Linked DNA regions of Mus musculus: region 1 is linked to region 2. A link is a contact called in ENCODE Hi-C or POLR2A ChIA-PET data. All regions are on one chromosome and are shown on one strand. Each heading gives the region's core, a stretch centred on a gene start or an enhancer-like site at or near the end of the contact. The rest is flanking DNA. Distances are from core to core; before and after follow the strand shown. Region 1 holds the start of Cpt2 (carnitine palmitoyltransferase 2). Region 2 holds the start of Czib (CXXC motif containing zinc binding protein).

Region 1 (6,570 bases), core at 2,935-5,434, 34 kb before region 2:
CTTTGTTTGTTGGCATTTGAGAAGGCCACAGTGCCTTAGGGATCAGGCTAGAACTGGATAGGCTGTAGGGCTTAATTTCAATAGGTAAATGGGGAAGGGCCATCAGATGGTTATCTGGGGTGGGTGGTTATCGAGAGTGTCCTGGAAGCCTGCCATCATTTCGTGACAACTAAGGGAATCTGCTCATAAAGACTGAGAGTGTGGCTGGAGCGATGGCTCAGCGGTTATGAGCACTGACGGCTCTTCCGGAGGTCCTGAGTTCAATTCCCAGCAACCACATGGTAGCTCACAACCGTCTAGAACAAGACCTGATACTCTCTTCTGGTGTCTGAAGACAGCTACAGTGTACTCACATATAATAAATAAAATAAATCTTAAAAAAAAAAGACTGAGTGCTTAAGAGAAAAGGGACTGTATTGTCTTATCAGGTTCCTTATTATAAATTCTCACCAAGCCCCTCACCTTAAGAGCAAGTAAAGGCGATTTCATATTTGGAGGTGATCTTATGTATTTCTGAGTGATCTTGGTGCAACTACATGAGGAGGCTATTTTGCCACAGGGCCCCTAGGAGACCCTCCATGGTCCACATAGTTATTGCCAGCAAAGGCCTCAAAGGGTTATGTCTCTTAAGGCAAGACAAGCAGGTTATTACCTTCTGCAGGAGTCTCTTAGCATCCTGGGTAGGGATGATCTTAGCTGAGGGGCTTTCAGGACCTTCCAATAGTGAGAAGAGACTTCTCATCTCTTGATTGGGGGTCAGGAGAAATGGCTTTACCCAATTCATAGTCCCATACAGCTGTTGAAGCCCCACGAGGGAGTAGGTCTGAGAAATAGAGAAGTCAGGGGTCTAATCTGCTTAGAAATGGAGAATCCCAGAAAGGCATATGGGGGCACTGAGTTTTTGGGGGGAGGGGGCACAACCCACAGATTAAGCTCTTCTCAGTCTTTCAGGAGCTGTGAGGTAGTTCCTTGTGAAAGAGATGAATCAGGATGTGCCAGCATAATATTGTCCATATAGTGGACGATCAAAATAACTTTTGGGGTGCAGGTGGCACAAGATCTTGCAAGATGTTTGCAAGGCCTGTAGTGCCTCAGTCACATAAGGCTGGCAGATGGTGGGACTATTTTTCATTCCCTGTGGGAGAACTGTCCATTGGTGTCTCCTAGCTGGGTTTTGCATATTAGGTTCCCACACTGTAAAGGCAAAGCCACATCTGTCCTAGGTGCCAGGGGATTTGGAAAAGACAGCCCTTGATCTCCATCACTAGCCTGTGACAGAAGGGTGGGAGGGCACCAGGATGAGGCATTCCCACCTGAACCATCCTCATTTCTTCCATTTGTTCATTGATAGCTCTCAGATCTTGTAAGAGTCTATATTTTCTTGACTTCTTTTTTTTTTATGACAAAGATGAGGGTCTACTGGTCAAGGGTTCTATGAGACCAAGTTTAAGTTTTCCCTCAATCAGTTCTTTGAGAGAGAAAAATTTTGGTTCAATGATTGGCCATTGATCTACCCAGATATTGACATCTGACAGCCAGGCCAGCAGTATGGGGTCAGATACCATGATGGAAGGAGGCTCTGGGTGGGCAGTGTCCCTTAGGATTGGTGGTGATCCCCTTTAGGAGGCCAGTTAGGCCCAGTTGTTCATGTTCCACAATGTCATCAAAGAAGGCCTGATCGCCCATTGTAAGGATGACACCCATGTCCTCTAGTACGTCCCTGTCCCAAAGTGTTTGAGGGACATCTGCAACAGTGGAATCCCATCTAGGCGTACAGTCATCATGGGTGAGTGTGGAAACATGGGGAGAGTCCAGTAGACAGTGGGCCTGCTTGGTTAAGTTCCCCCTGCACTTAGGGTTCTCCTTTAACAACCATACTGTCATGCAGTGTTTGTTCTAGGTAAAGCCTGGTGGAACTTGGCAACTCAGGACTCAAGCCCAGCCGATTCTAGGTACCACTTTCTCATTTCTTTGACTACTTGGCTGTTTACTTATGCTGGGTTCGGTCTCCCTTTACCAGCTGGATCTTTTCGTTGAAGTGTGAACTCTTTCTCCTCCTCTCTAGTTAAAGTCTCTTGTTTCTAAGAACGTTCACTTTGATGGCTTTTGTGGCTCAGTCACTTTTGTGGTGCGCCACTCAAGGGACGACAGTATCCCCACAGGTTTCAAGGTTTTGAAAACTACTAGGATTTGGAGACAACTGATCTTTTGTTTTTGAGACAGTTTCTCTGTGTAGCCCTGGATATCCTGGAACTCACTCTGTAGACCAGGCTGGCCTCGAACTCACACAGAATCGTTTCCCTCTGCTTCCCAAGGGCTGGGATTAAAGGCCAGCATTCCTGGCCTGACAAATGAACTTTTTCAGAAAGGATTTTATATTCTTCCTATGACACTCTACAGTACAGACAAGAGATTCTGATACTTTGAATTTGGGCCAGATAGGTCTGTTCTCAAGGGAGGAAAATTAGAAGTTTGGTATTTTTAAAATTTTGTTTTAAAATTGCCATTTTATTATGTTGTGTGTGGAGGTCAGAGGACATCCTTCACAAGTCTGTTCTCCTTTTCCACCATTGTGTCTCAGGGACTTAACTCAGATCATCATCAGTGCCAAGGACCTTACTCCCTGAGCCATCCCACCCGTCAACATCGAATCAATTCTCAGGCCTCCACCTTCCCAGTGCTGGGATTACAGGCATGCACCACCATATTTGGTTGGTTTATGTGATACTAGGGATCAAACCTAGGGTTTCATGCATGCTAGGCAAACACCCTGCCCACTGAGTTACATCCCTGGTTCCCACTAGCTTTGAATTCTGTGCTTAGCTCTTCAGTCAATGAAGAAAAGTTCTTCAGTATGGAGCTGGTAAGTGAGTTTCCTGTTTAACTGCTGGTCATCTAAATAAGGACAGAGCCCGAGAAACAAACTCAGGTCCCCTGAACTCCAAATCCAGTGCCCTTTGGGATGTGTTCCAGCTCATGGCTCTGCCTACCTACTTATGGAACAGACAAAATGTACTTGGCTGCTTCAGATCTACAGGGTCCTGACAGACAGCTGGAGCTAAAGGAAGGTTGTGTTTCCAGAATGGAATTCTGTTGTGCTTCAAGTGAGAATAATTCACTATGTAAAATAAGTGGTAGCAGAACCTATTACTTCTTTAGCTACAGATGAGGCAGAGACCAGAGGGGTATGGTATATGTTGCTTGCCTGTGGTGGTTTAGCGATGGATGGGGATGTTCACGTTCAAGAATCTTTGAATTCCTGAAAAGTTTGGGACTTCAGGACCCATGTGTGCTGACAGGTAGCCTCCTACGGTGGACTGAGGCTAAAAGACACCCAGAACTAGAGGACAAGGGTTTCCTCTTGGTAGGGAACCTGTTTTGTTTTTTTCCTTTGAAATATTCAATCTGAAAAAGGATGCTCATTTCTGGTTCCTGTACATTCTTTTTCCTTCCTTCCTCTTGTTTTGATTAAGACACAGTCCCGTGTAGCCCAGGATGGCTTCCAACTCGCTATGTAGCTGAATATAGGCTAGAATTCTTGACACTCTGCCTCTGCCTCTCCTTCAGATTACAGGCATGCACCCCCAATTTCCAGTTATACATTTTTAATAATATTTTTATTAGATATTTTCTTTACATTTCAAATGCTATCCCGAAAGTTCCCTATCCCCCCCCCACCCCACCCCACCCCCACCCCCCCCCGCCCCGCGAAGCCACACACTTCAAAGACTTCAGGCTTGGGGAATGCTACACGGACCTAGTATGAGTAAAGTATTCTGCCTAACAAATTATATTGGTGAAATAAGTATGACTATTGTTCAGTAAATCTAGAACTGTGGAGGCGTTTGTTGATCTTGTTCTCTACTTAGAAGACAAAGGTTTGAAATGTTCTTGGTCTCTAGAGACCAAGCCTTGACAAGGATAGGTCTGCCAAATGCCAAGTTTCAGCGTTTCTTTTTTCTCTACTTTTGATTTCTATCCAGTTCTGTGAAAGGAAAAGAGGTTAGCTTCAGAGTTACATGCCTGCCACCTTCGGGCAAGAAGCTGGGCTTACTATAGTTTAGAGACCGCTTCCGGCCCAGGTGGGCGTGGCCGCCTCTTGGGCGTGGCCACGATGTGGGCGGGCTCTGGGAGAGGCCAAGTGTGGGCGGGGCCACCGCCTATCGGTGCCCGGAAGTGCCCCTGTGGGCGGAGTTGAACTGGACGTTAAGTCTCTACGGGTGTCCCGGGCCTGAGGGCAGCGGCCTGCTTGCTCGGGAACTCCCTCAGCCACCGCGTCCTCAAGCCGCCATTGCCGCCCGGGACGATGATGCCGCGCCTGCTGTTGCGTGACTGGCCCCGGTGCCCCTCGCTTGTCCTGGGAGCCCCTAGTCGGCCCTTAAGTGCTGTCTCGGGGCCCGCCGAGTATCTGCAGCACAGCATCGTACCCACCATGCACTACCAGGACAGCCTGCCCAGGTGAGCCCAGCCTCCTGGCCCCGGCCCAGACCCGACTCCTGGTGCTTAGGACTTGCCCTGAACCTCCGGCCCTGGAGGCAGTCACATTCCCCAGCTTGGAAAGCCTGAGACTTTGAAAATTCCCTGGCTCAGAAGATTCAGAAACTTTAAAGTCTCCTCCGCAACCCTCCCGTCTACAAGTTCATCTTGAATCCTACAAACTCCTGCCCGCTCCATTAATCTTTCAGACAGCTATCCTGAGCCCTACACACTTAATGCCTGAAAATCACCCGAATCCTTTCTACTAGGGTGGTCAATTCCTTGTTTTGTTTTGAGGGTTTGTGTGCCCTAGAACTAGCTCTGTAGACCAGGATGGCCTATTAGAGATCCTCTTGCTTCTGCCTGTAGAGTGCTGAGATTAAAGATATAGGGCACCCCCATTGAGGGAGGATAGCCAGTTCCTAACATGGGTCTCCCTCGGGTCAGTGTCCCCTATTCACCTTTACCTGTTGCTGAGAACACCCAGCCCACTCCTCTTCCAGTACCTGTTCTGGTAGTGTCCCATCGTTGCTGCAAGCACATCTTTATCCTCATTTTAGCATTCTCCATCTTCTGCTCCATCTTCTAAGGTCAGCCTTAACCTAGAACTTTTTCATACCCACCAAACCTTCCTCAGCACTCTTTCGGGTGGTCCCCAACACCTCACCCACACTACCTGACCTATTCAAACAGCCCTAATAAGTGTTCCTCCATGTCCGTCACCCCCTGTCCCCAATACCCAGTACTTCCTTAAATCTGGAGTCTAGTTTTCTCGTTGATCTCTCAGCTTTGTTCTAGGTTGCCAGAATAGAAATTACCTTCACTCTAAGCCAAACCTAAATTGTCTTTGCATTCATTGTTTATTTCCCAAACCAAGCTCCAAACCTGTTTCAAATCCCCCTCACTGTCCTGGCCCAGCTGCCAGTGATCCTTCCTGCTCCATCCGGGAAAAGACACACATTGTACCATGGTATTGTTCCCTGCTGTGGGGTTTGTTTTCCTCCGTGTCCAGCAGTTATTTAACCCAGTGTCATCTGCCCACCGTGCCTTCTCAGCAAGAACCCAGTGTGCTTATGTGTGAGACCAGCTACAGTGAGGTTATCTGAATTCAGCAGGACGGAGGGGGAAAGAGAAAGGGACTTTGCTATTGCAGGATGAGGGTGTGACCTGGCTTCTCCAGACAGCCTGTGTGAGCTGCATTAATATGTAGGGGAAAGGTGAGGGCTTGGGAAAGAGAGTTTTCATTTGCTGAGTCAGATGGGCACTGACTTTCAGGCAGGCCTGTGCCTTACCCAGGTTTAAGATCAGGTGGACTGTCGGTAGTTTAGAATTGGAAAACTGTAAGAATATTCAACATAGTTTAGTCTTGTCCACAGCACAAACGTCTGTAAGATCCTGGAAGTATAAATAATATTGCTTGTCAGGTGTAGTGGCAGGTTCCTGGAATTATAAATACTATCACTAGTCAAGGGTAGTAGTGCATACCTTTAATCTTAGCATTCAGAAGGTGGAGGCTGGCTGTGAGTTCAAGGCCTGCCTCATCTATATTGTGAGTTCCAGGATAGCCAGAGCTACATTTTAGAACCTGTCTTGGGAAAAAAGCCAACGAGCCCCTTTCCTCCAAAAACAAAACCAACAAACAAAAAACAAACCAATCCACCCTACTACTGTATGCTCTCATGGAGCAGCCGACGTTCCTGGTGCTTCATCGTGAAGTGGGAGTTAGATGAGAGACTTTCTGTGTCAGCAATTCCGAGCTAGTAAAATATACTCTCTCTCGATGTCACACTTGGCAAGGAGCCCTAACCTTGAGGTCAGGCAGAACTTCGTTTCTGATGTGTATTTGCCATTAGGGCTGCAGTTTTGCAGTTAAAGAGCCACAGTCCTCAATGAGGTGAATGGCAACACAGCTCTTTGGACTGACTATTAGGAGGCCCTTGGGATAAGGAAACCATTGCCACACCCTCTGTTCCTCCTTATCACTGCTTCATTTTAGCCTCAGTGGCCTTGGACTCTGTCTAGAAGGAGCCCTGGAATTATCATCTGCTTAAACTTTTTCAGGTGCTGTGGGTTTTGTTCTTGTAGATACTGAGA
Region 2 (6,850 bases), core at 4,152-6,651:
GAGTAGTATATGAGGAATAAGAGAAAAAATAACATTAGCGAGAACAGGAGGAAATACAAGCTTGCTTCAACCATAACACGTCTATGCATCATCTTACTGCCACCTTCACAGGTCCTCCTCAGAACCCTGGCCTGCTAGAGCTGGACTCTAGCCACTGCCCTTAAACATTATATTTATGGCCATTTCCATAGCAGAATCACCAACCAAAGGCACAAACATCTGGAGCTAACGCAGAAAAGAATTCCCACCAGGTACCATGGAACACCTTACAGGCTCCCCAAGTCTCACCTTTTCTTGCAGATTAATGTCACTGAAGACTGTCCCTGACTCCACACCGTCAGCAGCAAACCCAGCCTGCAGGAGACAGGAAGGCAGCAGGGAGGGTGGGGGAAAGAAGGAGCCTGTGAGGACCGGCCCAGGGCTGCTCTTCCTAGCAAAGCCCTCAAGGCAACCTCAGAACAACAGCTGCTCCCGAAAATCTCGGGTTCCCAACTTACTCGGCACTGCTGTGGTATCTAAATTACAGCCCTGGCCCAGAAGACTGCCTTGGTTTCCTTTCTGTTGCTGTGATAAGCAGCAGGACTCAAAAGCAACTTGGGAGAGCAAGGGTTAACTTTTCATACAGCCCATTATCCAGGGACACAAAGGCAGGATCCTACAGGTAGGAACTAGAGCAGAGGCCATCTAGGAAGAGTGCCTCCTGGCTTGCTCAGCTATTTTTCTTTCCCATCCTTTCCCCAATTCATTCATTCTCTCATATTCTCTTTCTTTCCCTCCCTCCCTCCTTCTCTCCTCCCTCTCTCCCTCCCCCGTACGCCCTCTCTTGAGACAGTGTCTCACTATGTAGTTCTGGTTGACCTGGAACTTACTATGTAAACCAGGCTGGTTTTGAGCTCACAGAGATCCACCTGCCTCTGCCCCTCAAGTGCTGGGATTAAAGGTGTGTAACCATGTCTAGCCTCAGCTATTTTTCTTATATAGCAATTGGGACCGTTCTCCAGTTGAGGGTCCCTACTCAGGTGGTTCTAGTTTGTGTTATCAAAAAACCAAGTTAAAGGCCGGAGTGGGGGTAAGCTCTCCCATCACTCTATCTGCTCAAGGACCTGGGTATGCACCCCACTCCCTCTCTGAACCTTAGTTTGTGGGGTATTTATTTGGTGAGACAGGGTCTCTCTGATATATCTGGCATTCCTGGAACTTGCTATGTACACTGGGTTGTCTTTGAACTCAATAGAAATCCACCTGCCTCAGCCTCTTGAGTGCTGGGATTATAGGTGGAATGCACTATGCCTGGCTCTGAACCTGGGTTTTATTTGTTTTTTGAGACAGGTCCTCAGGGATTCCAGGCTGGCCTTAAACTTTTTATCTGTGATTTTGTTTATGAGATGGGGATGCCGATACCATCTTTTCTAACTTACCCCACAGATTTACTGTGAGTAAAAATGTACAAACAAGAGGATGAGCACTGACTATAAGATTCAGACAGACCTGGGTTCAAATCCAGCCCCTGCTTACTAACGGACTCTGGCACACTACAGTCTCTGAAGTTCCCTTGTCTAAAGACTAGGATGAATCACTGTTTAGGTTACAGTGAGGATGAAATGAAGTAGCACAGAAAGGTGATGGGCATGGAACACAGCACACAGTAGGCATTTCATACGTGACAGTTACTATTCATAGACTTCCTGATTTGTGTTGTAGCTCAGTGCTAGAACAAGAAGGGAAAAGCAAGATGGAGAATTCCTATTTCAGTCTCTGTAAGAAGCAAAGTTCGCTTGCTTCATCCCCACCCCAGAGAGCCTTAAAGCCACATACCTGGGGCTGGAAGTCAACTGGTTCAAGGCCCCGGCACTCAAACTCCACTATCGTCTTGAACTTCTCATTGTCTTCAGCCTGGAAAGGAAGTGTATTGAGGAGGCAGGACCAATGGAGACCACCTCCTCCAATGCCCTCTGCCCTTTCTACCTTGTGGGCCCTAACTACACCACTGAGCCTAGAACAGGACCCAGAACAAGTTAGCCCTTTATAAAAACAAAACGCCTGTCTTGGGTACTGCTCCAGAGAGGACCTCTGTAGACACAGGTTGTGCAGAAGAGTGAGGATCCTTGGTCAACCTTCCTGCATGTCAGCAGAGCAGAGGAAACCCGGCCTACTTACTGTAAGGATCTGAATCATGCACTGAGAGCCAAGCACTGGGTCAATGAATGGTAAGTGACCAAGAAGACAAGAATGCTAAGTTACAAGGGCTCTAGACCGTCCACATGGTCCCAGTAAGCACACCATGGCCTTTGGATAACCAGCCACCATGTCAGGCTGGAGAGATGGCTCAGAGGTTCAATTTCCAGTGGTTGTTAGAGATGGTAGCTCATAACTATCTATAATGAGATCTGGTGCCCTCTTCTGGCCTATAGGCATACATGCAGGCAAAATGCTGTATACATAGAAACCCTGTCTCAAAAAACCAAATAAACAAACAAACAAACAAACAAACAAACAAAACAGAAACCAAACATCCACCATGTCATGAGGAAGGCTGGGTGTATGGAGAGCGCACCTCTTGGGAGGTGGATAGCCAGGAGCCCTGCCTACCTCACCCCTGGGCTCAGACTGCCCAGACTGTCATCCTGTGTACTTTTAGGAGGAAACTGCAGTATTACCCAGTGGATGATGTGGATATGGTGGACAAAAGATACGGAGCAAGTGAGCACTGAGTTGGTGCATGAGAGAGTAAATACGCAGGAGACGTGGTGTCAAGTACCTGGCCTCTCAGCATTCAGGAGGCTGAAACAGGAGTATGAGTTTGAGCCAAGCCTGGGCTACCTAGTGAGACCTAGTCTTAAGCAAAACAAAGAGTTAAATACATGGGACCATGTCCAGGGGCAGGCCACTCTGATGCAGCTACTCTCGACCCCACTCCTAGCCATCAGTTCAGATTTAATCCCACCATCCCTGACACTACAGCAGGAAACTTACGTTGTAAGCCTTGATGGTGCTGCTCAAAATGTCTGAAATATAAAAAGGAAAAGTTGACTTGAATCTCTACCCAGACTCCACTCAGGTGCCCAGACACAGCCTGGGAAAGAGAGAGACCTGCACAGGTTTTAGTATTTCACACCTAGGTCCACCCCTTGACAACACAAGCCTGCTTCCAGTCACCCTGGAAGAGCCTGGTAGGCAGCACCCGACCTACCAATAGAGTTTTCCCGTGCACATAGCTTGCACTTCTGGACCATGGAGGCACTGCCTCGGCCTCCTTTCAGCGCCACGCTGTCCTGACAAGAAGCAAACAGAATTTCTAGTCATGTAACAGCTAGACGTAAGGGTCCCAGAGAGATCTCATCCCACCACCTCATCCAGTGGAACAGACTAAGACCACAGAAGTGAGTCACTTGCTGACAAGTGACAAGAGGGTTGAGGAGAGCTCAGTAGTAGAGCATGCTCAGTAGAGTAGTAGTAGAGATATGCAAAGCCCTGGATTCAATCCCCTGGGTGGGGCAGAAGCCTAAGGAGTCTTCCCCTGGTTGAGAAAAAAAGTCCCTCTTGATTTTGAACTCTGCCTCAAAGATGTCTGTTGTTCCCTGCGAGGGTCACATTGGTGCTCTCTCAACACCTGCCGTGCCCCCCCCCCCAAGTGGCTAAAGGAAAGAAAGATGAAATCCAATTTCCCCAATTTTCTGCCCAGGAGCATGTGGTAGGGACCATTACCATCAGCCGGATGTATTGCCACTTCTCTGAAATCTCACCACAGTTGCCACATTTCATCTTGGGGAAGGAAAAGAGTATTATTAGTTGAGCAGGTAGCTTCCTTAGACACAGGGGAAGGGGAAGCACGGTGTAAGGCCAGCTCATAGCCTACTGCCTTCTCTTAATTTATCTTAGATGCACTCTCACTGTGTAGCCCAAATGTGTTTGAACCTGAGATCTTCCTGCCTCTGCTTTCCAAGTACTGGGATACAAGTGAGTGCCTCTAGACCCATCCTATCTTCTAGGGGATTCTTACAGCATCCAATAGGGACATGAGCCGATTTATCTCCAAGTAAGAACAAGGTGTTTCTGATGTTGGCACCCCTGCCCTCCTCTAGAATCTGTGCCATTTGGCTGGGGACTCCAGGTTGTCTCAAGCCCCCAGCAACTCTGCTGGTTGGTTCTGTGCTTAGGGGTCCTGAGTCTGGGGTTAACGGGTTGTCATTTTGTTTCTGTTTCTCTCTCCTTTGTTATTCTGTGTTTCTTCAAGTCAAAGTTCTTCAGATGGGCCCTGGAACTCCTGCTCCAAACATTTTGAAATAGGAGCTGTGGGTGCGATGGTGTTGCACTTGTCTAGTGCTGGGGCGGGGGTGGCGGAATAAGAGTGATCAGTTATGGCTTTGGTTGGGTATGTGAGGCACTGAGATAGACTAGGAGAATAAAGCACAGCCTGGGACGATGAAGGGTGTCACACTGTTTGGGCCTCTAGGGCAGGGTACCTACCCAGTTTACTAGCACTGTGTGAGGTCAAAGGGTGGCCAACTTTCCCAATAAGTAAAGCCAGCAAATAAAACAAGGTGGGTTTATTCACTATATTAAGTAAGCACAGGGTCCCTTCAAATGATATTTTGTTCCGTGTATGTTTATAAACTAAGAGCTGGAAGGATTTCACATCAGGAGAGTGCTAGCGTGAGGCCCCAAATTCAGATATACCCGCCAGAACAGAAGAGGGATAAAACCACAAAACTCCACCGTGTGAGGAGGCCGAACATCTGTAATCCTAGTAAGAAGATCAGGAGTTCAAAGTCATCCCTCGCTACATAAAGAGCGCAAGGCCAGCCTAGATTACATAAGACTAACGTTTAATCAATAAAAATAAAATCTAAAATTCCATCCTGAAGATCTCACTTAGATGCCTGGTTAAGCACCTCAGACCCGGTGGAACTTTTAGAAAAGCTCCCAGTTCAACACTGTGATCAAGGCTGGGCCCTGAGCCCTAAGATGCCCCACTGCCTCCGGATGCTCCTCCCTTCCCTAGAGGAACCCGCCTTCCGTCGCACCTTCAGGTACCACCGGAAGTCCTCGCCCACTGGCCGAAGGTTCGTGACGTTCTCCAGCGTGGCTTTGAGCTGCAGTGCGATTTTCTGAGAAGAGGGCGGGACACGCTGAGTGCAAGGCCTCGTCCGCTCAGCTGCGTGCCACGCCCCACCCCGCCCCTCCCGACTCAAGCCCCGCCACCCGAGCCTCACGCCTTCCATTCTCTCCTGCTCTGAGCTCGCCACTCTGAGCCCCTCGCCGCCTCGGACCCATCTCTCACTGGGCTACTACCAGACGGGATGCCCCAATGGCGACTAGCCTCTCCTTACCCCCATAGCTGCCGGTCCACGTTAAGTCGCTGCGACAGCTGCTTTCCGACCCGTCGTAAAAGGCCGGCGTCGCCGCGCAGCCTCAGTGCGGGTGGGCGGGGAGCGGGGCGTTAGTGAGTGGTACTGTAGGCTGGCGTTTTCTAGCTTGTCCCTCCTTAACCTGCCGGGCTCGGCTGTTTTCGGTAGGTTTGCTGGAACCGATGTAAACGCAAATGCCAGAGATGGTTCCTGATTCTCAATCTGTGCCTTCACTGAGCAGGCAAGATAGTCGGGCTGGAAACCTCTGCCAGACCTCTCTAGGCTCTCGGTTCTCTATCCGACTTCTCACTACCTGTGGTCCTGAGGCTCAGATTACGCTGCAGCCTCCCAGATGATGGGTAGTCGCCCTCTAAACTGCCCACTGGATGTACACGATTTGATGCTGCGACTTTTCCCACAGGGTTGCCCTGTGTCCATGTCCTCGTGGTAGCTATGCCTGAACAGAGCTGACTTTCCCCCACCTTAGTCATATATTTAACCGACACTGCAGGAGCTGGGAGCACCAACATTCGAAAACATGCCCCATTTTTATTTTTTAGAGACAGGGTTTCTCTGTGTAATTATAGCCCTGGCTCTCCTAGACTCGCTTTGTAGACCTGGCTGGCCTCGAACTCAAAAGAGATCCACCTGCCTCTGCCTCTCGAATGCTGGGATTAAAGGCGTGTGTCACCATGCTTGGCTCCCACTTTTATGGCCCAGTCTTTTTAAATTTTATTTTGGTTTTGGCAGGTAGTATGTATGTGCTCCACATGCATGCAGCTCCCACCAAGGCTAAAAGAGGGCACCATAAATAACCCTCTTGTACCCTCCCCCCCCTCAGCCTGAAACCTGGCTGAACAGGTTTCACTGATAGCACGAAGAGAGCATGGGGGGGGGGGTTGGAGCCTGCCACCTTATCGTTCTACCACTCCCACTGCTACTGCCTGCCGCCTAGCAGTTCCGGAGTTAATCAAGTTGTCACCTGAAACTGGACTCCAAGGATGATTTGGCGGGAATGGGTTCCTTCCCCTTCTTCATAAACCAGTGCCTGGGAATAGTAAAATTGAACCTTGAGCAGACTAGTTGTCTTGGTTCCATTCTCTCTCCCGCCGCCTAGCTCCCTCTTCTCTTCCAGATTCCAAGATGCCTCCCAGGCTAGAACCCAGACATGTGAGCCGGCCGCAACACTCTGTGACACACTGATAGAGCCACCCTATGGATGTTAGGAACAGAAATGAGGTCATCTACTACAGCAGCAAGTTCTCTTAACCGCTGAGCCATCCCCCTGCCTGTTGGACACCACCAGACTGGTCTTTAAGTGTCTCAGAAGTCTGGCATCCTGACATGTCACATATTAATGATATCCCTAACGGAGTATGAAAAGTCTTGAGGATGCTTGGGACCTTGTCTCAGAATGGAATGTCTCTAAGGATATGTATTTAGGCTCGTGTCCCTTCAGACCAATGAACCCTATCAAGTCCCATTCCTTCTGATGCCATCTA

What was found. A loop is a pair of places that touch in the nucleus more often than their neighbours do. ChIA-PET counts read pairs that join two places held with the same protein, here RNA polymerase II (POLR2A).
Region 1: a loop to region 2 is called in a map of heart, with 4 times the contacts of the local background. The contact joins the promoter of Cpt2 here to the promoter of Czib in region 2. A Hi-C loop is called at or near these places in 4 of 37 maps with a recorded cell type or tissue (gastrocnemius and heart). POLR2A ChIA-PET finds 5 or more read pairs at or near these places in 3 of 5 experiments (Patski and embryonic stem cell).

Annotation. Positions count from the first base shown.
Region 1 is chr4:107,921,203-107,927,772 of GRCm38, reverse strand. Cpt2 (carnitine palmitoyltransferase 2) reads left to right here and starts at 4,184. Exons shown (of 5, transcript NM_009949.2): 1 at 4,184-4,458. The coding sequence starts at 4,307.
Region 2 is chr4:107,888,377-107,895,226 of GRCm38, reverse strand. It overlaps Czib (CXXC motif containing zinc binding protein), which reads right to left and starts at 5,401. Exons shown (of 8, transcript NM_001347160.1): 1 at 5,331-5,401; 2 at 5,025-5,108; 3 at 3,706-3,762; 4 at 3,191-3,272; 5 at 2,974-3,005; 6 at 1,816-1,893; 7 at 289-354. The coding sequence starts at 5,336.